3 separate regions of the Homo sapiens genome follow, and all the other regions are linked to region 3. Evidence: chromatin loops called from intact Hi-C (ENCODE). Cell type or tissue: Calu3. All regions are shown on one strand. Each heading gives the region's core, and the rest is flanking DNA. Links, peaks and the distances in the headings are about the cores only. Region 1 holds the start of MYO3A (myosin IIIA). Region 2 overlaps MYO3A (myosin IIIA). Region 3 has its middle 110 kb from the start of LINC00836.

Evidence for each region. Peaks named below come from ENCODE experiments on the same cell type or tissue, not always from the same donor. Only the 100,000 strongest peaks of a DNase experiment are listed, where the experiment ranks them.
Region 1: it touches region 3 in a loop (1.9-fold over the local background); 1 of 110 quality-filtered maps calls a loop at or near these places.
Region 2: a loop joins it to region 3, with 4 times the contacts of the local background. A loop is called at or near these places in 1 of 110 quality-filtered maps.

Annotation. Positions count from the first base shown.
Region 1 is chr10:25,931,220-25,939,021 of GRCh38, reverse strand. It overlaps MYO3A (myosin IIIA), which reads right to left and starts at 4,793. Exons shown (of 35, transcript NM_017433.5): 1 at 4,694-4,793; 2 at 3,192-3,278. It overlaps LOC101929073 (a long non-coding RNA gene), which reads left to right and starts at 5,312. Exons shown (of 4, transcript NR_120650.1): 1 at 5,312-5,468; 2 at 6,661-6,714. In Calu3, for the core only: a CTCF peak has its summit at 3,983 (motif pointing left); a DNase peak (open chromatin) is centred at 3,971.
Region 2 is chr10:26,163,528-26,171,329 of GRCh38, reverse strand. MYO3A (myosin IIIA) reads right to left here. Exons shown (of 35, transcript NM_017433.5): 27 at 5,152-5,263; 28 at 2,456-2,618; 29 at 791-914. Among named protein-coding and RNA genes, the nearest start is that of GAD2, 49 kb to the left of the region's middle. In Calu3, for the core only: no CTCF peak of the experiment used is centred there; no DNase peak of the experiment used is centred there.
Region 3 is chr10:25,754,406-25,762,207 of GRCh38, reverse strand. No RefSeq gene overlaps it. Among named protein-coding and RNA genes, the nearest start is that of LINC00836, 110 kb to the right of the region's middle. In Calu3, for the core only: no CTCF peak of the experiment used is centred there; a DNase peak (open chromatin) is centred at 4,077.

The sequences.
Region 1 (7,802 bases), core at 1,932-6,931, 180 kb before region 3:
ATAACCTCTAAGGAGAGTACATAAGTTAAACAAAAAAATCATTCTCTCCAAGTTCTGTATCTCATAATACTTCATATGTAATGACCAAATCTATTGGTGAAAGAGGCTAGAAACCCACCTTAGTAATAACTGCTTCATAAGTGAACACGGGCATGTTTTCTTTTCTAATATAATGCAAATATCAATAAATTTAATCATTAACTTTCCAAAATACATGCAGAAAGCAGGACTTTTTAATGAAAATATAAATTGCCTCATTGATATAGAACATGCTAAGAAGACAGCAGATGGCTTTACTCAAAACCAAGCAATATTTTAATATCATGAGTCTCACTTTTATACACATTCATCATGTATATTCTGTAGAATACTATTCACAGATCCTTCCCTTTATGGACCCACTTCTGTCAAGCTGCTTACACTGCATCACATAAGGATTACATCAGATTCAAAAGAAGTTGCTGCCTATGATGGAAGAAACACACTGGAGTTTCAGCTGGTCAGCTATAGAATTTTGTCTCTCTCCACAGAGTAGCCAGGATGATCTCAGCATAGAAATCAGATCATCTTATTTTCCTGCTAAAAACCCCACAAAATCCACATTCTTTACCAAGTTCTCCAGACCCTGAATGATCTGGCCATTTCTGACTTTCCTGTGTTCTCACCACTCTCAGTGACTTCAGCCTCAATTGCCTTCCGACGGGACTTACAACATTGTTAAACCCTTTTCTGCCCCAGGACCTGTTGTCTTTGCCTAGATGCTTTCCCCAAGCCTCTATCAGACTGGTTTGAACGTCTCTCATACACAGTCACATATCAGCAGGACCATACACAGTTACTACACCCGTAAATGCAATATGCCTGATTTTAATTTATTCTATAGATTATTCTCCTGGAATGACTATGAAAATAATAAAACAAAGCCCTCCTGGTTCAAAGAAACCTACAAAAAATTAAATTTGCCCTGTAAAACACTAGTCTGAATCGCCAAACAAGTTTCGGGTGTCTCCTTTCTTACAGAACATTAAAACAGAGGAATGGGTCTAGCTTAACTGGTCACAGAAATCTGGTCTAGCTTAATTACAGACCACATGAACTGGACACACATTCTTTCCAGCTTTCCAATAACAGTATAGTTTAAAACAGACCTTGTCCAGTTACATGTATGCTCTGTTTTGAATGAGCCATAACCAATGTTTTATTCCCTTCAATTTGCTTAAAAATGTTTTGCAAAGAGGAAATACAAAATCTACTTAAATACTTTTGTATTTGTATTCCGTTCTCCACCATTCATTTTCTCCCTTTATGAGGATAAAAGTACTTCTTAAAATAAATGCTAGAACCAAAAGAAAGACTATAATTTCCTTTAAAAAAAATCTCCATCTTTAAAAGGTGGTGTTAGTGAGCCTCCAAAAAACTTTAAGTCACCAGATCATTACTTTAAGTTTTAGTATAAACCTAAAAGTCAATGTCCACAGCTGTAAAATGGGATAATAATGCATGTCTGAACAAATTCTCAGAGTTGATATAAGCATCACCTGAGTTTTATGAGGAACTGTTTCGTAAATTGCAATACAGGATTATTCTCCTTTTCAAAGGATGACAGTTAAGCTATTGTGTGAGCCATATAATTAACCGTTCAAGTTAGTAAGGGATATTTCCAGAGTCTGAAATCACAAACTCAAATGTCTGCAGGAGTGAGGGAGGTAAAATATATGAGTGAAGCAGGACTTGATGAAATAAAGGCAGAGGATGGCAGCAATGTGGCAAAGTGGAGAATGTATACCCCACCCAAAGTGGGCAACTCATCCTGGCTTCTGCCATGAGCAGTTGCAAGAGCTGTCTTGCCTGGTCCTCCATTTTTTTCAGGAGAAGCCAGGACTCCAGGAACTTACACAAAATTTACTAATTTGAAAATACCGGTAAGTAAATCAATTATTTTAAAGTACTGAGCTGACCCAAAGAAACATTTCTAAAGGCCAATTTCAGGCTTGAAACTATCGCATACGACTTCTATATGAGGTTCTGCATTTTTTATCAAGACATGATCTATAACTATAAACATATCGACATTGTCTAATCACCCTCAGATATCAGGAAAAATGGATATTAACAGTGGCTATTTTTTTTAACTGCTTACCATATTCCAGGTACCTACTGTGCTTAAAGTTTTACATGCAGTATGTCACTTAATTATCAGGAGAAGCCCTTTAGAAAAGCATTACTGTAACCCATATTTTCATAAAAGAAAACTGAAGATTAGAAAGTTTTTAAGGTCATAATGTTTAAGTTCATGGTAGAAATTACGTGTCCAATGATAGATGATTTTAGTTCAAAAGAGTAATGCTTCCCAACTTGAGGTTCCTAACTCCCAATGTGTCGCCAAAGTAGTAAGGGATCGTCTGTGTATCAATTTGAAAGCTTATCAGAAATCTTCTATTTACCCTCTAATGAATAACTGAATTTGTTTCCTATTACTAGGGGGAGGGAGTTTGTTTGTTAGGTACAATCATTCAAATTATCAATTCCCGGACAAAACTAATGAAAGGATCCTTGTTTATAAAAAGAAAAAGAAAACGCAGCTGGAAATAACACTGCAAAAATTATTTACATAATAAACATTTTACAAACTTTATATGATTTATATAAAAGAACTATACATTCTAAAGGGTATTTCAGCCTCCAAATATTTATTTATCAAAACCACTTGTAGCAAATAATGGACCTTCAAATATTTTGGATTTGACAGAGAAAGTTATTTTTCAAAGAATATATGCAAAAAAAAAATTAGGCTATAAAGATGCAGTCGAAAAAGGACAAGATGATGCTATCAAATTATGTGACATGACCAAATTTTAATATATGTATATATACACATATATATTAAGTTGATATTAAAGATTACAAAATTGAATCTTTTAGTTTGCATTTTCGTCCCCAAATAATAATTTTAAAGGACTAAGACAAATGAATGTAATTTTTCACATGCTAGACATCTCATCAATATATTCATAAAGCCCATGTTATCTTTGAAAGCTTATGCATCTGTAAATTTTCCCATTTTAAAATAATTATCTTTTATAATGTAATAAAAATCAATATGGCACGAATAACATGCACCCAATTTATCTGTCAAAACTTGGCACTTAGGTTCTGGCAAACCCAGAACACTTGTCAATTTTATCACCTACCGTTAGCAAAGCTTGAAAATAACGCATAACAATGCTCAGACGCCAAAACTTTGAATACTGTGTCCAGGCTGCACTGGGGCCCTGGGCCTGTAACCCAAAACAAAAAGATCATGGCTTTATGGGAGTAAACATTCAGGATCTGGGGAAAATAATCAGAAGTTGAACTTAGAAACTTCTAGGTAGAAGGGCAAGACAAATAGTTTATTCCTCAGTAACTAAGTTTTCGCACTTTTACACAATGAACAAGGAACTTAAAGCCCCTCATTTCATATGCTGGCATTAAACAACTCTCAAGCTACCAGATCCGTCTGAATTATAAAAATGCTTAAGAAGGTTTAAGTGCACCTGTACAATTAGTTAATTCACCAAGAAAACTAGAAACAACCAGAAATGAAGATTCTTTTGAGTTTTCAAAAACGCTTAGTGTGTAGGGTTCAGTGGCATTACAACAGTCATTTCAAGGCTTATGGCCAATTTCCATTCTAACAATAATAAAATTTTTTTTCTGGAAGGGGGATAGTAGCAAGGTGCGAGTTAGCAACTACTTGGAGAACAGAACAGAGCTGTTGGTGAGCAGACTTGAAAGGACATCCTTTCCTGGTAGGTTTCTCTATTTCTCAATAATGATCATACTTTTCTTGTCTGCTCTTTCTCCTTAAAATTAAAACTCCTTTACGGATGCATTTGGGGTTGCAGGGAGCCCAGCTCCACCGACCTGCTTGTTCTGAGAAATCACCCGGAACGCAGTTCCCTCAGGGACGGGCCGACCCAGCGCCACCTGTGGGCGGCGCCGCAAAGCCCGCGCGCGCCACAGGTCTCCGAGGCGACACCCGCCAGACTCGGCGCCTCCTCCCTCCAGTCTCCCTGCAGGGCCCCCTCAGTTCTCGCCCCTCGTTACTCTTCGAGGTCCTCCCCTTACGTTTCCTTCCCAAGTTCACCCCTAAAGATCTTCCTTCACCCCTTACGCCACCCTTCCCGTTCCCTCCTCCTGTTTCCACTTCACGTTCACCCCTCCCGTTCCCTCCTCAAGTTCATTCCTCACGTTCCCTCCTCGAGATCCCCCCTCACTATCCCCTCGCGTTCCCTCCTCGGGTTCACCCACAAGATCTTCCCTCAAGTCCACCCCTCAGGTTCACCCTTCCCGTTCCCTCCTCCTGGCTCCCCCTCGAGTTCACCCCCGCCCCCGTTTCCCCCTCAAGTTCATCCCTCTCCTCCCCTCGAGCTCTCCCATCCAGCTCGTTCAAGCCTCACATTCCCCCTCTTGGTTTCCCGCTCTACTTCTCCCCTCGAGTCCCCTCTCTCACCCCAGGCCCCGACAAACACACAGGTCCTCCGGATCTGACCTGGGCGGGCGGGCGGTCGCGGCAGCCTCGCGCTCAGAGAGCCCCGGGCCCGCCCTGCAAGCCCCGGGGTCCAAGGAAGCGGGGCCGTTTCCAGCGCCGCGCGGGCGCCGCTACCCACCGCCGCCCCAAGCCAGTCCCCTGCGCTGTCCCGACACGTACCTGGGCGGGAAGCCGGGCGCCTCCTTATTTCTTTACGGGGGCGCTGGCTACGGGCGCTCCCTCGAGGGGCGGGCAGGGGCAGCCGAGCAGGGGAAGAACTGGGCCGCCTGTAGAGGGCGGGCCGAAGGTCGGCGGGAGGATCTGACCTGGGTCAACCGAGCCGAAGGGGCCCCTTATCCCGGCTCGCGGGGAATATTCTTCCTCTCGCCGCTCTCTCCACTGCCCGCAGGTGGAGGCCGCGCCATCCGCGCCATCCACATCCTCGCAGGGCCCTTGGCTGGCTGCCGAGGGGCTTCCCGGGACTCCGGCCGCGCTTCCTTGGCCCGGAGCCCGGCGAGAAGGGAGTGGGGCCCCTGGATCCTGGAGCCCTCATGGACTGGCCCAGTGCCTGGAGCAAATTCTGCTCCCGGCCCCGCGTAGTATCTTCCTCCCAGGAAATTCCCCACACTACGAGGGTCTCGGACCCGGAAAATGTAATGGGTTTCAGGTCCAAGAGGGATAGTGAGTGGCTAATGAGATCGCTCCCAGGGTCCAGTTCCCTTTTGCAGACTGCTAAGGAGTTTGGGGCTGGGGCTGAAGTTAAAGGCAAGAACTTCTACCCTCGGGAGGCAGCCCGTTAGTCACCAACCCTCTACTTGGTCCTTTGCAATCCTTTCCAGACCTTCTGTGGTCTCCTGTCACACAGGGCTCACCTGGGGGGACCCTGATGGCCAGATTCTCTTGAACAGTCTCTAGGGACATATTGGGTATTGCTATACCTTCATCCATTGAACAGGTGAGAACTACAACCAAAACATCCTTTGATTCTGTTAATTATCTCAATGGGTCTGTCGTTCATGTTATCTAAATGAGAATTATAGAAGAGACCAAAGAGAGGTCATCTAATCCTAATCAATGCATATCTTAAGGAAAAAATGTGATGTTAAAAATCTGTTTCAAAAGGTCATTCAGTATATTCAAGACCCTTCCTCTTAAAGTAGCTTTAAAATTTAGAAATTGGGCCGGGCGCGGTGGCTCACGCCTGTAATCCCAGCACTTTGGGAGGCCGAGGCGGCCGGATCACAAGGTCAGGAGATCGAGACCATCCTGGCTAACACAGTGAAACCCCGTCTCTACTAAAAAATACAAAAAAATTAGCCGGGCATGGTGGCAGGCCCCTGTAGTCCCAGCTACTTGGGAGGCTGAGGCAGGTGAATGGCGTGAACCCAGAAGGCAGAGTTTGCAGTGACGGAGCCGAGATCACGTCACTGCACTCCAGCCTGGGCGATAGAGCGAGACTCCGTCTCGAAAAAAAAAAAAAAAAAAATTAGAAATTGAATAGTGGACTTGTAATAGGGATTATATTGAATCAAAAGCCTAACATATATGAACAGCTTCAAATCAAGAAGTTATCTCATCAAAAACAGATCACAGCAAATATATTATTCAACATAATTATGGCCATTTGGACATACCTGGGAGATTTTAAGAATTAGAGCAACTGAGTGCTCACATGCAAAATAAAGTCACAATCTCAATAGAGACAAACAACACCCAATTAAAATACAATAGAAAAATAGATCCCATTCACAATAGAAGCATGAAAGAACATGAAATAACTAAGAATGATAAAAAATGAGAAATATAGGAGAAAAGTGGGAAAAAATTTAAAAATGCAGGATTGTTGACAGACTATTTATAATTGGAAAGACACTGGAATCCTAAGTTAGAAGACAAGATGTTAAACACATAATTACTACCTCCCAAATTAAGAGACAAATATATTCTAGAATTCATATGAAAACTACAGAAGCTAGAAGAGCTAAGTCCAGTGGTTCTCAGAGTGTGGTCTAGGGGAAATTTGTTGGGGGTCAGGGGGCGGTCTCTGAAACCATTTCGGGAGGTTCACAGGACCAAAATTACTTTAATAATAAGACTTTTTTCCACTCCTTTTTCTCTCCCATTTTTTAAATGAATTTATGATGAAGTTTTCCAGTGGCTCCATAATATGTGATATCACAACAGATTGAATGCAGAAACAGGTAACGTCTTCTGTTATGCCAGACATTAAAGAAATGTGCAAGAATATAAAATAATGCCATTCTTACCATTAAACTTTTTTGGTTTTGGAAAATACAGGTATTTTTCACTTAAAAATATGCTATTCATGTTAACATGTAATGAGCTTAGTAGTGAAATATATTTTTAAAATTTCTCAGTTTTAATTGCTATAACATAAAAGTTCTTTGGAGTCCTCAAAACTTTTTAAGAGTGTAAATAAAGGAAGGTTCTAAGACAAAAAAAATTGAGAACTTTTTTTTTTTTTTTTCTTTGAGACGGAGTCAGTCTCACTCTGTTGCCAGTCTGGAGTGCAGTAACACGATCTCGGCTCACTGCAACCTCCGCCTCCCAGGTTCAAGTGATTCTCCTGTCTCAGCCTCCCGAGTAGCTGAGACTACAGGCACCGCCACCATGCCCAGCTAATTTTTGTATTTTTAGTAGAGACAGGGTTTCACCATGTTGGGCAGGATGGTCTCGATCTCCTGACCTTGTGATCCACCCACCTCAGCCTCCCAAAGTGCTGGGATTACTGGTGTGAGCCACTGCCTCCAGCCCTGAGAACCTTTTGATAAGGCAATGAAAAAAGAAACATGTAATTAAGCTATAATAATGAAAAGAATGGCATTAACACGGAATAGAATAGTGTGTCCAATCCAACCAGCCTAAGACCATCAAGGACAAAACCTGCAGTCCCACAAAGTCAGGTTCATTGACTCAATGTTACAGTAGAGATACTGCAAACTAGAGGAACCATGAAGTGGAGTTTTGATAGGCTCAAAGCAAAGCAGAGCTGGGAGTCAACATGAGGTTTGGGCTGTGACCAAGGGTTCTGTTTCCTTGGATAAATGTGGAATGCTGTCTTGGGAAACTCCTTATCTGAAGCTCTGTACTTGAGTTGTAAATCGGGGCCATGTCTCTGTTGTCAAAGTGAGTTAGATCCTACAAGCAATTATGGGAGGTTTCATTTTTACTGACATAATTTCAAAAATCAAATTTTCTGATAGTCTATGAGCATAGGAAGCAAGATTTTCCAATGAGTTAGAAAGAAGTAGTCACTCAAAAAAGGGGA
Region 2 (7,802 bases), core at 1,121-6,120, 410 kb before region 3:
TCTATGGCCAGACTTGATGTTAAAAACAAGGGGACTAGGGTTGGGGCTGGAATGATCTTTATCTCTCTGGATGACCATGTACTCAGTTTGATAAATTCAAGTTTCACCACTTGGGCAAAATGTAGATATTTTTCCCTTTCCCTAACCACTACCAACCAAGGCAGGGTTCCCTCCTCCTTGCCCCCAGTGTACCCTTTGCCTATTTTTATAGCAGAGTTAACACATTTTACAAGAGGGATGTGTTTGTCTGTCCTGTTTTTTCTGTAATACTCTGAGAAATTTGAGGATAAGGATTTTGCTTCACGTATCTGTGTCCCCACTGCCCAGCATAAAGCCTGCTGAATAAGTGAATAAGTGGTTTGCTAACATGCACTTGGAAGTACAGACATGAGGGCTCACAAGAAGAAAGAGCAGCTGGTGATTATGACATAGGGGCCAATGGCATATTGGCTATTAAAGCCACTGGAATGAATGAGAGGGCCCAGGGATACATTTAGATATGGATGAGGATTTAAATGTGGGGATTGGAGGACATATTAGCAAAGGACACTCAGAATTAGAAGTAGAATTATAGAAAGCAATCTGGTAGAAGCCAAGGAAGAAAACATTTGAGAAATAACTCCAAAATAGGATAGAGAACACAAAAGTAGCCTCTGGGTGTTCACTGACATTTGATGTGTCAGTATCAGGAACCTGACTAGTACAAGAAAGGCTGTGAACATTATTCTATGACCTTACAGATCTGAAAAATCTATATGTTACAACGGTATAAGAATGAACATCATTATACCTTGTATTTTCAAAGTTTTTCTTGTAGTCGAATTCCTGATCAGAAGTTTGAATGGTTGTTACTGCTGTGTTTTTCATGTCAACAATTTCTTTTCTTTGTTTCCTGACAAGGTGTCCTCTTGCAGCTGAAACACAGAAAGCCCATAGTAGTGTTAATTATAAACAAATAAAAGAAATTTACTTTAAAGAGTAGAAATGGTGGCTTTGACCATTGATGTCAAAGAGGAAAATAAAATTAAAATGCCAAATAGAACAGGTTCACTTAAAAATGTGATTCATTAACAAGATTCTTCTACATGGCAAGCTATAGCAACAATAACTAAAGTAACTTTCATACTAAGAAGAATACTAAAATGAAATCAAAATGATAGAGATGAGCAAAGTTGATGACAAAGTGTGCTCATTTGCTTAAAATTCAGTAATAATCATTTTCATTTTTTTGCTATGTGTTTCATATATTTTGGCCAGATACATTTCAGATGATCAGATTGTATATTTGAGAATTCAGATTAATTTTTTTTAAGTTTTAGAAAGTTAATACAGAGCAAATATATATTCTGTAACATTCCCTGTGTCAGGGCAGCGCCCAATAATCAATGACTATTTCTTCAGAAAAACAGAATATTTTTACTAAGTTGGGGGAGTAAAGAACTGTAAATAACTTCACATCACATTGCTATGTTTTACTGCCAAAGGCTCTATGAAGAACCTTTTTATCAGAGCTTTATAAATTTTGAAATTGTGGATAAAGGATTAGAGCCCAAATTACTGAGTTTGCATTTTGATTTCTCAGTGAGAAGTTAAGGGCTTAAAATACAAAAAGAGATGAGGATGACTCATTGCTGATTGACAGAACGGGGATTGGAATGTTAATCTCTTGAATGTCAGTCAGCTCCTCTGCCCACGATATTAGTGTTCTTCAGAATGCAGGCTGCAAACCATTAGTGGATCATAAAATTGATGTAGTAGGCCAAATCTAGCATCTAAAAATGAAATGGAATAGACTAGAATTAAAAAGATCAGAACACAGTGCTTGTAGTGTGTGTGTGTATAGGTTAAAAAGCAAAATACATTTTTTTTCTCTAAGTATCCAGTCAAAAAAATTTGAAAGAGAGCATACTAGGCTGTGACAAGCTCTATCTAAATTTCATTTCTTATGGAAAAATAGAAAGCAAAATCCAAAGTCTATTAATACAGCTTAATAAAAGTATGTGAAGTAAAGTATGGTTATAAATATTATTTCTCTACAGTTAACAGAAATAAATGGATGCCCTTTAACAAAATAAGATTTAAGTTGTCAAAAATTATGGCAAGTGTAACCTTTGGAATAAAGTAGAAAAAATTCTTATTGTCCAATGAGCTATAATAATATGATTCTTGAGATCTATAATTAATTATTTGCTATATCTTCCACAATAGGTCAATTGTGTTCCATTAATTCTTGACAGAAAAGTTAAAAATTAAATTATTTAAGACAAAACGTTTATCCAAATATTAAAAGTGTCAATCACTAAAACAATTTGACTTAGATTTAATATAGCAAAAGTATCAAGGCAACACAGTCTGGAATTAAACACAAAAGCTACACAAGAATTGGAGGTTTGCCTGTAAGAAGTATTATAAGATTTGATTTTATGACCATATCTAAATATGTCAAAGAGATTACCTGACTGTATTATTATAGCGCTTTCTTTCCTTTTCTCCTGTATTTTTTGGTATCTTCTTGAACACAAGAATGCTCTGACACAAGCTTGAATCAAAATAAGCTTGTCAATAGCTTCCTTTCGCATTAGATTTAACTGCTCCACGTGATAATACTTAAGGAACACCTGAAAAATTAAAATATAATACAAAGAACCATGGCACACAGATGTGAAGCAGTTATGTGCTGTGCTTTGAAGAACAGAACACATTCTAAATTGCTTGAGATTTTGGAAATCACTGTCTTTTGCTTCTTTGCCCTAGATGTCACTATGACAGTACAGATTTTTATGCTTGAAGAAAACATTTCTTTGAGAAGAAATGCAGAAGGTGACAACCATGCTGTTTATTTACAACAGGTAACTAGGTTTTGTTGGATGAGACAATAAGAGTGGAGGATGTTGAGCTCTTTTAGCAAAGTTTCTAGCATCGTATATTCTGGGCTAAGCTAATTTTTATGCTTTTTATTTTTTAAAGGCAACTATATTTCCCAAATTAAAAAAATCTGAATAGATCTTATTATAAAGTAGAGGACAGAATTATAGTTCCGTTAGTTAATTCATCTAATGTTTATTAATGTTATTGAGACCTGTTACAGGTACGTATCTGCTGGGGATACAGAGATGAACAAGGCAGGTCACTGTCCTTTGGGGCTGGTATTGTTGTCAGTGAAGAGAATAAGGCCAAGAGAAGGCCCCAGGCAGATTTCATTAACAAGGTTCTCACTGGACCCAAAGGCTGCCATGGAGAAGGGAGGGCTGACTTTTGATTATTCTAAAATCAACATCAATTGGAGCAAGGGAGGAGCCAGAAGGCTTGGCGTGTTCTCATCTAACATTTCTCTCCCCTCCTCCAAGGAAATGAAAAGCTTGTTTTTTGTTTGTTTTCCTTTTAATGGCTAAATTTCCTAATAAAACTCATCTCAAAGAGTTTATTGAATCCTTCAAGAAAGTCACTTACATTCAAATTTTATGGCTGAGTCATGAGACCTGATAACCCTGACTGTAGAATTCTCTCAGTGTTCCATTACTTAAAAGCTTGGCACCATGGGTAAACACGTTTGTGTTACAGGTTTGATTTAATTCAGTTTTAATTTCTACAGGACTCTAGATGTTAATACATTTAGTCCATTCTGCTGTTGACAATTCATTTAAAATTCAATCTGTTTAAAAAGGTCATCATTTCTTTTTGCATGACATTAGAAATGTTCCTATATTAATACTTTCTATCCATGTTAATGAGTTGGAAAAGGTGAAGTGGAAGAATACAAATAGCTTTAAAATGCTACTTAAATATCATGCAGAACTATAACTGCAAAAGGCCTTTTTACAAGTTAAAACTCCATTTGAAGTTAGGCATGTGTTTCAGACCATAAATCATGAGATTTTAGCCTGATAAAATTGATCATTTTGAAATTTATAATCTAAGAGAAAATGGTGTGAATAAAATACTCATTTTTAATGCCCAAAATATCCCCTTACTAAAGTAAATATGGATTACTGAATACACAGGACACTCAGTTTAAGGTGGCTTTTTTTTTAAATCTCTTAAATTGTTACAGGGATAGTTTCTCATCCAAACATTATTAAAATTCTCTCCCACATCTCCTACACCCAAGACACAAATATTATAAATTTCTTTGCAAATATGGGAGTTTGTTTTGGTTTACTTCTGTGGTGTGGCTGATAGTAGGTATTCTTGAGTGGTCAATCTATGAGTATCTCTTGGCTTTAGCTTGGCTCTTTTCCTCATCCTCCCCGTGATACATTTCATATCCCCTTAAGATATATTCAGTGCACAATGGAACCCTGTTTATTTCCTGATCCCTGTCTCGTAATGCTATGAGAATACCTGAGAAGACCAATACATCCTTTCTCCAAACAGTGACCTCTCTTTCTTCCATGTTCAAGATTGGTTATGCTTTTTACTTTGTTCTCTAAGGGATTAAATAAGCTAAGATCTCACAGGTTCTGCAAGCTAATATATAAACACATCAATGTCCAATACATATAGCGAGTCTAGTAATAGTGGTGAATATTTTACTCCAGAAAAATTTCAAGTTTATGATAGAAGCAGGTCTGAGAATTAAGAAAAAAAGGAAAACACGAATCTTATTTGGATCATTATGATTCTCTACAGCTTTTTAACTATATTTAGTAGTGATAAACTAGAGAATATATATCTGTTTTCAATACCATCTGAAGTAAAGTACAATCATTATGGTTTATCCTTTTTTGATAAATCTTCAAGATAAATTTTTCTTGCATTTCTTTTTTTAAATTTCAATGTAAACTTTTCTTTAGAGTCAGGGTCTTAAGTTGCATAGGCTGGAGTGCAGTGGTGTGATCATAGCTATTGCAGCCTTGAACTCCTGGGCTCAAGCCATTCTCCCACCTCGGCCTTCCAAAGTGTTGGGATTAGAGGTGTCAGCTACCTTGCCCAGCCTTTTGTATTTCTTAAAAGAAATCTTTATGAAGAGCAAAAGCCTTTAATGTTGACGAAAAAGAAAATCTTTATGAGTTTATAACTTTACTTCCTCTATTGTAAGTTATAGATTCTATAACATAAAAAAACCATACTTTCAAACATTGTAAAATGTTACAATTCTCAGTGAACCCAGCATAATTATTTATTTTCCTGAAAATTACATGAAAACATTACTTTTGTTTTTCCAAGAGCCCAGTTATCGAGACCAGCTTTTTCCAAAATGGTGGCACAGGTGTCAGGGCTCATGCGGGGCTCCTCGCTCGACTTGTAGCAGAGAAGGTAGTACCTTGGAATGGAAAAAAGGGCTGGTTAGTATTGCATAAAGTGCCAACATCTCTGTAGCTTGGTGGTTCCCCAACAACTTAGTGCAGGGGCTGAGGAAGAGATGCCCAGACTTGATGCGGAGAAATCCTTTAGGCATCCTCAGAACAACTTCGGAGTAGACCAAATTCCAAACTGATGGAAACCCAGTCCAGTCTGTATAAATTTGAGCATTGTGTTTTCACCTTTGTGATCACCTTTCAAAACTTAATACTGCACTCCCCTGACAAGAACTCCATCAGTCAAAAAAATTAGCAGTTTTGTTTTTGTTTTTTCGCTACCTTTCTCTGGACACTAAAAAGTGCAGGACTGCAGTGGCAGGAAGCAGAAGGAATTATTTTTCACATTGAGTGTTAACAAAACTCTGGAAGCTGATCTTCAAATTGGGTGATGGAGCTTAATTCCAGTGAAACTTCCCATCACTGTATACATGCCTTCCATCATTGTTTTTCCTTGAGGGACACTATGTCTCCTGCTAGAGTTTTGCTCTATTGGTTAATCTATCCATAATCGAGGGAAGGAAAGAGGAAGGGCTAATGCAGGAAAGAACTGAAAGCAGGTCCTCAGGTTAAATCACAAGGCTTAGTGGGGAAGGGGATGAATTAAGGAAAGAAAATCTGCTTTACACTGGTCAATAATCTTGTGCAAAAAGACAGATTTCCAGAATTTTTAATACTCTACTATTTTTAATTTATTGGTGCAAGATTAGCCTGAAAGTCCAGTGCAACAAAGCAGCAAATTTTGGTAGGTTTTGAATTTCAAAAGAGAGGCCCTGATATGTAGACGGCTGAGGTGGCACGGTGACATGCAGAGCAGAGTTTTACCCTTGACTCATTAACTGTATATACTTGGACATGTCACAATTAAGTATCAATTTCCTCATCTAAAAATGAGTCCGGAGATAAAACCTCTAAAATGAACATATTTCAACTTTGCTAAGTTTCACCTCATTAAATCTGCAATGAAGTAGCTTCTGTTAGGCTCCGTGGAGAAGAATACTGGCCTAGAATGGTATAGAATGAAGTGACCATAACTTTTGCTGTTAGTGCAAATAACCCCAGGGAGTGCCTATTAGCCACTAGGCCTGCTCACTTCAGGACTAACTCGCTCATGTACACATGGTGACCCAGTAGCGGCGACTCTGCATTCACAGCCTGTCCATCAACTCTTGGCTTTCCTTCCTTCCAGAACCAGCCAGGGTCTCACAGTTCATCGCAGGAGCCACCCTTAGGCAGCCCCCGCACCTTTCCTACTCTCATTCCTTTGTTGTGCACTCCCTGCAAACATGCGTGCCTGGACCCGCCAATCATCTGCGTCTCTATCCTCGTGCCGGGCTTCAGAGCACAGCCAGAGAAAATCTTCACAGTCGGCTCCCTGTGGATGTGTGGATTCCTGACTCAGCCAGGCTCCCAAGAAAGCTCTGGATCCTGACCAGTGTCCAGGGCCACTTTCCTCTCTTCTTCCTCACAAAAGCGACTTAATTGCGTCCTGCTTTCTCCAAGTCTCCCAGCAGCCCCTGCCCTCCGTACCTCTCTCAGCAGACAAGCTTCTCTACTATATCACTGGAAGCCACCAGACACACAATTCATAGGCTTCTTCCCCAAATAAAAATTCATTTGTTCACTATCAATTTTCCCTCCTCCTTCAGAGGAGATTTTCATCCTCCGCCTGTGTTCTAGAGGCCATCTCCTCCTCCTTTTCTGTATATTTTCAATCTCATTTCTCTCTTCTGGCTCCCTCCATTTACAAAATGGATGTTTGTGTGTTGTTACAAAGCAAACACCTTAAGCCTCGCTCATCTGTAATGATTCTGTTTCTTCCACTAGCTTTGCTGATAAGTTGAAAGACGGTTTAAAATAATCGTCTTCACTTCCCATCACTCTTCACTCTTCACTTCCCATCACTTCTTCAGCTCCAAGAATCTCATTTAATCACATAGCAACAAGGCCTCTTATTTACTCATAAAGGATGCAGGAGTGGTGAAATCTAACAGGTCCTTTTCCATTCTAATTGTAAGCGTTTTTTCTGCAGCACTTGCTGTTATTGGCTGTTCTGTCTTGCTCTCTCCAAGGCTTCCACCTAATGTCCCCTGCCTCTCCTCCTCCCTCTTAGTCTCCCTGCATGCCCCATATTTAATGATTTAATGACTTGTTGCTTAAACGCTAGTGTTCTACAGTGTTCCATTTTTTTCTAAGCTCTGTCCACAGGCATCTCATCTACATGCTTGGCTCCAACTATTCCTGTATGTGGTGATTCCTAAATTTACACCATCAACCCTAACTGTTGATATCAACTCTAAACACATTATTTATGACTTCCTACTCTACATGCCCACCTGGTTAACTTTAAACTCAGCGACATTCATCACTTTTTCCTTCCTCCTCCATTTCCTGTCTCTATGAATGATATTACCACTTTTTAAAAGGTGAGCTAGAAATCTGTGTGCCAGCCTACTCTTCCCTATTCTTCACTCTATGGATCTAACAAGCTTAAAGTCTCTCTGG
Region 3 (7,802 bases), core at 1,812-6,811:
CATGATGAGGGCTTCAGTCCCCTGGCCTAGCCATTTCCCAAAGGTCCCACCTGTTTTCATCATGCCAGAGGTGTATGAACCACAGCAACTCCATCTTGAATAGGGGCTGGGTAAAATGAAGCTGAGACCTACTGGGTTGCATTCCCAGACAGTTAAGGCATTCTAAGTCACAGGATGAGATAGGAAGTCTGCCTAAGTCCGCATAAGACACAGGTCATAAAGACCTTGCTGATAAAACAGGTCGCAGTAAAGAGGCCAGCCAAAATCCACCAAAACCAAGACGGTGATGAGAGTGACCTCTAGTTGTCCTCACTGCTACACTCCCACCAGCGCCATGACAGTTTACAAATGCCATGATAACGTCAGGAAGTTACTGTATATGGTCTAAAAAGGGGAGGCATGAATAATCCACCCCTTGTTTAGCATATCATCAAGAAATAACCATAAAAATGGGCAATCAGCAGCCCTTGGGGCTGCTCTGTCTATGGAGTAGCCATTCTTTTCTCCTTTACTTTCCTAATAAACTTGCATTCACTTTACTCTATGGACTCACACTGACTTCTTTCTTGCACAAGATCGAAGAACCCTCTCTTGGAGTCTGTATAGGGACCACTTTCCTGTAACAATCACATTGGGAGTTAGGACTTCAGCATAGGGATTTGGAGGGTGCATAAACACCCATTGGCTGACTGGCTGAGCAAACATGTAAATAAATTTGCTGCTCAAACATTGCGTCTCTACCCTCAAGTCTTTCTCACTATCCCTTTTGCTGTTCTTCTCTTTGCCTCTTGAATTTCAACACTGTAGCCCGGTCTGATTAGCTAAAGCTGCAGATTCAAACCCTTGAGGCATCTGTTGGTTTTTAGAGTCCAGCCTCCATCTGTAATTTCAGCCAGCACTTTCTCGATTGTTTTCACACAAAGGGTATCAGCGATACCTGTATGTCAAAACAATAATAATTATCAGGTGAGTGTAGTTAGTTGCCTCCTTTCTCTTATATCTTCATTAATTTCATAAGTTAAATCTTTTCCCATAAAAAAAATGCAGCTTGCTATCAGCATTCATTTAATTTTACGTAAACGCCCTCTTTGAGGCTGAAGCAAATCTGACTCATTTTCAATGTGAAAATGAAATATAAAAACTGTTCTTGGAGTTATTTCTAAACAGAACTAACATCAGAATCATCTGAATCATTAGAATCATCTATTTTGGAAAAATCGGATTCATCAAATGAATCTTCAGCCAACTGTTAGAGAATGATGTTAACATCATGTGTAGGAATGCTACATTTTCTAGGATTTGACATTTTCAGTGGTTGAGAATTACTGTGTTTTGTAAATGGAAATACTACTACTAAAAACAGAATGCTATAAATAGAATGATGTCTTTTGCTTCTCAAGTCGATATACCAGAGTGATGCAAAAATAATAATAAAAGTGAGATATTTTGTGGCAAAGTTATCTTGGGGTAAACACTGCAGCTGAAAGCCCGCCGGCAAGTATTCCCAGAGCAAACAGGAAAAGGGTTAATTTAGTTTAATAACTGATTCTCCCCCTATATTCCTACCAAGTTCAAAATCTGTCTTACAATCAGGCCTATTGCTGATTGCACTTACCAACCCTACAAGCCGAACCTAGCAGTCTCTCATATAGCTAAGCAATGACAAGAGCGTCAGGCAGCAGAAGTGAGGACAGATCACTGCTGAGTCTTCATGTTGAGAGCAGTGGGGCAGTTGTTAGCTGGAGCTGGCTTGCACTGATTAGTGAGAGCAGATTGTGTATATTTCTTCTCTGTGCTGAGTTCAGTATGCACTGATACATTGGTAGGATGAAATTTACCATGGTGAAAGTATTTACACCATGGAAATTGGCAAATGCTATTTATCAGGCCTTTTTTTCCTCTCCTAGATCTATTATTAAATATTTTCCAGCATACTACTAGATATGCAGAAGCACAAACTACCCAACAGGCTTTTTGTGATTTGGCCTTAAATGTTAAATCCCCAGAATATAAATAGAGAGATCTTGTTGGTTGGAAGTAGGTGGAAAAGTATGAAAGGTAATGCAAGGTCGAATTCAGATGCACTCATATGTGAATGCCCATTATTAGCCTGTCCTCAATCAATTCCCAAGGCCAAGCCTTGGGAAATTGAGCATTAGTGAAAGGAAAATGTCTGCTTTGGTCAACTGAGAATAATCTCAAAGACTAAACAATTTAAAAGTTAGCTGCCTTATGAAAGCTTTCATAATGGTGAGATTTATATCTGGACAGATGACAGCAGGAGAGATATTAAAGTCAATAAATAAATGTTTATTAAAGATTTCTACTAGAGACTTCGAAAATACAAGGACATACAAGCTATAATGCCTTATCTCAACAATCTCACATGCAGGGGTATATTAGTCTGTTCTCATGCTGCTAATAAAGACATACCTGAGACTGGGTAATTTATAAAGGAATGAGTTTTAATTGACTCAGAGTTCCACATGGCTGGGGAGGCCTCACAATCATGGCGGAAAGCAAAGGAGGAGCAAAGGCACATCTTTACATGGTGGCAGGCAAAAGAACGTGTGTAGAGGAACTCTCCTTTATAAAAACATCAGATCTTGTGAGACTTATTCACTATCACGAGACTCTCCCCCATTATTCAATTACCTCCCACCAGGTCCCTCCCTCAACATGGGCATTATGGGATCTACAATTCAAGATGAGATTTGGGTAGACACAGCCAAACCATATAAAAGGGTAATAATATTATGTGGTGGAAACACATCGGTTGGGAGTCAACAAGTTCCTTTATTGGCTTTGCACTAACTGGCTGGTTGGTCATGTCCTTTACTGTCTGTGGACTTCACTTTCCTCTTCCATAAAGTAGAGATTTATGTTCTTTGAGATTACACTCTGAGATGTTATTTTGTTTAGCTATGAAAAGAATAAGAGATTCCAGGCCCAAAAGAAATCAGTGTGATTGCAATTATTTGCAGATGTGTGTATGTCTGTATGTTCATTTCTCCTAGACTGAACTTTTTAAAAACATAGATAATGTGTTATTCATCCTTATATTCCCAGTACTGGACACATATTGGATGTTCAGTGAATGTTGAATGAACAAATAAAGAATAAATACCTCTGTAACTAATCAGGGAATAGGTATAACACAAATTAGGTTGTGGACCTGTGAAGAAACTGGTGTATCCTATTGTACTTTTCCATTTGGTTTTCATAGGAACCCTGTTGGTACAAAAATATATGCAATTTCTTCAGATTCTGGTGAGAGGTAGAGACAGGGCCAAGTTGCTAAAAAAAAAAAAAAAAAAGTGTCTTCTATGAGTTTTTTTTGTACCATTACAAAAATTTTTTTTGGAAACAACCAAGTGTACTTTGTTTTATCAGATAATTGGCACACTAGTTTTATTATAACTGGTAAGAATCTTGCAGTACCTAGAGGCAAAGATTCTGAACATTGATAGATTATCTAAGCATATATTTGTAGTGATGTAATTGTGGCTATAGGAGACTGGATAACATCTGTGCAGGGCATAGGACGTTTTAAAAAGTTGCTTAACCAAATGAACCTCTGCTATCAACTTGCTGTGCTACTACATTTACCTTTCTTCTCTTTAGTGTTGTAGGGCAAAAAATCTGGCTAATGGAAAATTTTAATTCACTGTTTTGTTTAACTGACTTAATGGACTGCAATTACTGATGTAGTATTTAAACAACCAGAGCAGTAGCTGTGCTTTTTCACATCATAAATGCATGCTAAATTTATCTTCCTTTATAATGTAGCTTGTAGGTTTGCTCCATTTTGCTGTGTGAGTAAATGGTTAAACATCTTACAGTTTGTATTGCCCCCCAGGGTTAGAGAGAAAACAAGTCATTTATCCTCAAGAGCTCCCCTGAGATCTGCAGAAGGGTGTGCTGCTTTTAAATAGATTTCTGTAGCAAAGTGCACAGTCATTTTAAAGCTACTGATGTATTTGGAGACATTCATTTCCTATCTGTCAGCCCCTACCTTTGGATTTCATATTTCCTTCTAGTTCACAACAGGGGAAGTGCAGACTGACTCAATGCTGCCCCCAAGTGTTATCTCAAAACATAGGCTCAGGACAAAAGCAAGACAAAGAGCCACTAATCACAAGAAAAGAAATTCATTATCAAAATCTACAGTTTATTTTGAATTGTGCTTCTGGTTGCTATTTAAAGAGAACACATTATGAAATGAAATCAACTCAACAAATATTTTTGGAAAACCTGTGCTATGTGTAAGAGGATACAAAGGAACAAAACACGATCCAAGCTTTAAAGGCTTTCAAACAAGTCAGAGAGACAAGAGTGGCTGAAAGGCTAAATAAAAAACAACTAATAGATGTCACAAGAATGAATTAGACGAACTGTTAAAATAATGGTAATCTAACTTGTATAGCTGACATTTAAAAAATATAACCTAATACACATTTTTAAGGCATGTGCTAAATCCTTTGTATTCGTTATCTCATTCAATCTGCACAATAACCCTATGAAGAAAGAAACAGTGTAATGTCTCCTTTTTTCTTGAATGAAACAGAGGCTTTCAGTCTGGTGCAAAAGTAATTGCAGTTCTTGCCATTAAAAGTAATGGCACCAACCTAATAGCTAAGAGCTAGGTCACCTACCTATGACATGACAGAGCTGGGACTCACCTCAAGTCTTCCTGGCCAGAAAGCCTGTGCTCTTACCTGAAATGCTTTGTAACCACAAGATGCTAGAGAAGACAACCATCATGAGAGTAGAAGTGATCCCATGGGGTTTTCCAAGGATGTGTGGTTTGAGGATGTTCACACTTAAAAAAAGAAAGTTTTTAAGTTTTGTTTTGTTTTGTTTTTGAGAAAGAGTCTTGCTGTGTCACCCAGGCTGGAGTGCAGTGGCTCGATATTGGCTCACTGCAACTTCTGCCTCCCAGGCTCAAGCAATTCTCCTACCTCAGCCTCCCGAGTAACTGGGATTACAGGTGCCTGTCACCACGCCCGGCTAATTTTGTATTTTTAGTAGAGACGGGACGGGGTTTTACCATGTGGGCCAGGCTGGTCTCGAACTACCGACCTGAAGTGATCAGCCCGCCTCGGACTCCGAAAGTACTGGGATTATAGGTGTGAGCCACCGCACCCGGCTGGAAAGCTTTCAAAGTGAAGCAATCAGCATTGCTTGTGTATCCGGAATTGGTGGGTTCTTGGTCTCAGACTTCAAGAATGAAGCCGCGGACCCCGGCGGTGGGTGTTACAGCTCTTAAGGTGGCGCGTCTGGAGTTTCTTCCTTCTGGTGGGTTCGTCGTCTCGCTGGCTCAGGAGTGAAGCTGCAGATCTTCTCAGTGAGTGTTACAGCTCTTAAGGCGGTGCGTCTGGAGTTGTTCGTTCCTCCTGGTGGGTTCGTGGTCTCGCTGTCTTCAGGAGTGAAGCTGCAGACCTTTGCGGTGAGTGTTACAGCTCATAAAGGCAGTGTGGACCCAAAGAGTGAGCAGTAGCAAGATTTATTGCAAAGAGCGAAAAAACAAAGCTTCCACAGTGTGGAAGGAGACCCGAGCGGGTTGCCACTGCGGGCTCAGGCAGCCTGCTTTTATTCTCTTATCTGGCCCCACCCACATCCTGCGGATTGGTAGAGCAGGGTGGGGTGGGGGGGGGGGGGGGTGGTCTGTTTTGACAGGGCGCTGATTGGTGCGTTTACAATCCCTGAGCTAGACATAAAGGTTCTCCACTTCCCCACCAGACTCAGAAGCCCAGCTGGCTTCACCCAGTGGATCCCGTACCGGGGCTGCAGGTGGAGCTGCCTGCCAGTCCTGTGCCGTGCGCCCACACTCCTCAGCCCTTGGGTGGTCGATGGGACTGGGCGCCCTGGAGCAGGGGGTGGCGCTCGTCGGGGAGGCTCTGTCCGCACAGGAGCCCACGGAGTTGGGGGAGGCTCAGGCATGGTGGGCTGCAGGTCCTGAGCCCTGCCCGGCGGGAAGGCAGCTAAGGCCCGGCAAGAAATCCAGCGTAGCACCAGTGGGCCGGCACTGCTGGGGGACCCAGTACACCCTCCGCAGCCACTGGCCTGGGTGCTAAGCCCCTCATTGCCCGGGGTCGGCAGGGCCGGCCGGCTGCTCCGAGTGCGCGGACCGCCAAGCCCACGCCCACCTGGAACTCCAGCTGGCCCGCAAGCGCTGCGCGGCCCTGGTTCCCGCTCGCGCCTCTCCCTCCACACCTCCCCGCAAGCTGAAGGAGCTGGCTCTGGTGTTGGCCAGCCCAGAAAGGGGCTCCCACAGTGCAGTGGTGGGCCAAAGGGCTCCTCAAGTGCCGCCAAAGTGGGAGCCCAGGCAGAGGAGGTGCCGAGAGCGAGGGAGGGTTGTGAGGACTGCCAGCACGCTGTCACCTCTCACTTGGTTTGGTAAGAGCAGCAAGATTTTTTCTTTTCTTTTCTTTTTTTTTTTTGAGGCAGAGTGTCACTCTGTCACTCAGGCTGGAGTGCAGTGGTACCATCTCGGCTCACTGCAACCTCTGCCTTGTGCCTCAGCCTCCCTAGTAGCTGGGACTACAGGTGTCCACCATCATGCCCAGCTAGTTTTTTTTTTTGTATTTTTGGTGGAGAGGGGATTTCTCCATGTTGCCCAGAATGGTCTCAAACTCCTGAGCTCAGGCAATCCACCCACCTCGGCCTCCCAAAGTGCTGGGATTACAGGCATGAGTCATGGCGCCTGGCTGCAAGAGATTTTTTTAGTCAGTCAGATTTATAAGCCTGAGTTTGAATCCCAACTCAGGCACTTGGTTGATCAGTGACTTGGGCAAACATCTTACACCCAGTTTCCTGTCCTGTCAAATGAAGATAGAATAACACATACCTCTGCTGTGTATCAGACATATATGAGAAGTATCTTGTCCATGGTGGGGTGACTCATGTCACAGCTCCCTTCTTCTTCATGGAAGGGAGGAGTAGAAAGGTTGGGAGTCTTGGACCCAATGTTCACAGCCTTGAGGGACAGACGAAAGTGTGATTTCAGAACACAGAAACTTTCTAAGGAGAGAGTTTTTAAGACTCATACAGGCTACTGGCGATGGCACAATTTTATAGCTTATGCAATTTATACTTTTTTTTTTTTTTTTTGAGACGGAGTTTTGCTGTTGTTGTCCAAGCTGGAGTGCAATGGTGCAATCTCAGTTCACTGCAACCTCTGCCTCCCGGGTTCAAGCGGTGGCTCATGCCTGTGATCCCAGCACTTTGGGAGGCCAAGGCGGGTGGATCACCTGAAGTCAGGAGTTCGAGACCAGCCTGACTAACATAGTGAAACCCAGTCTTTACTAAAAATACAAAATTAGGCCAGGTGCGGTGGCTCACGCGTGTAATCCCAGCACTTTGGGAGGCCGAGGCGGGTGGATCACGAGGTCAGGAGTTCAAGACCAGCCTGGCCAATATGGTGAAACCCCATCTCTACTAAAAAAAATACAAAAATTAGTTGGGCGTGGTGGCATTCGCCTGTAGTCCCAGCTACTAGGGAGGCTGAGGCAGGAGAATCGCTTGAACCTGGGAGGCAGAGGTTGCAGTGAGCTGAGATCGCGCCACTGCACTCCAGTCTGGGCGACAGAGTGAGACTTCATCTCAAAAAAAAAAAAAAAAAAAAAATTAACTAGGTGTGGTGGCGCACGCTTGTAATCCCAGCTACTTGGGAGGCTGAGGCAGGAGAATTACAATTTAAACTTTCAAATACCAGCCTAGAATATATAAGTTTCCTTCCATAAATGTCTCTGATCTAATCCTTATGCTCCAGGGAATGTAGCTCAGAGAAGCGTAAATAA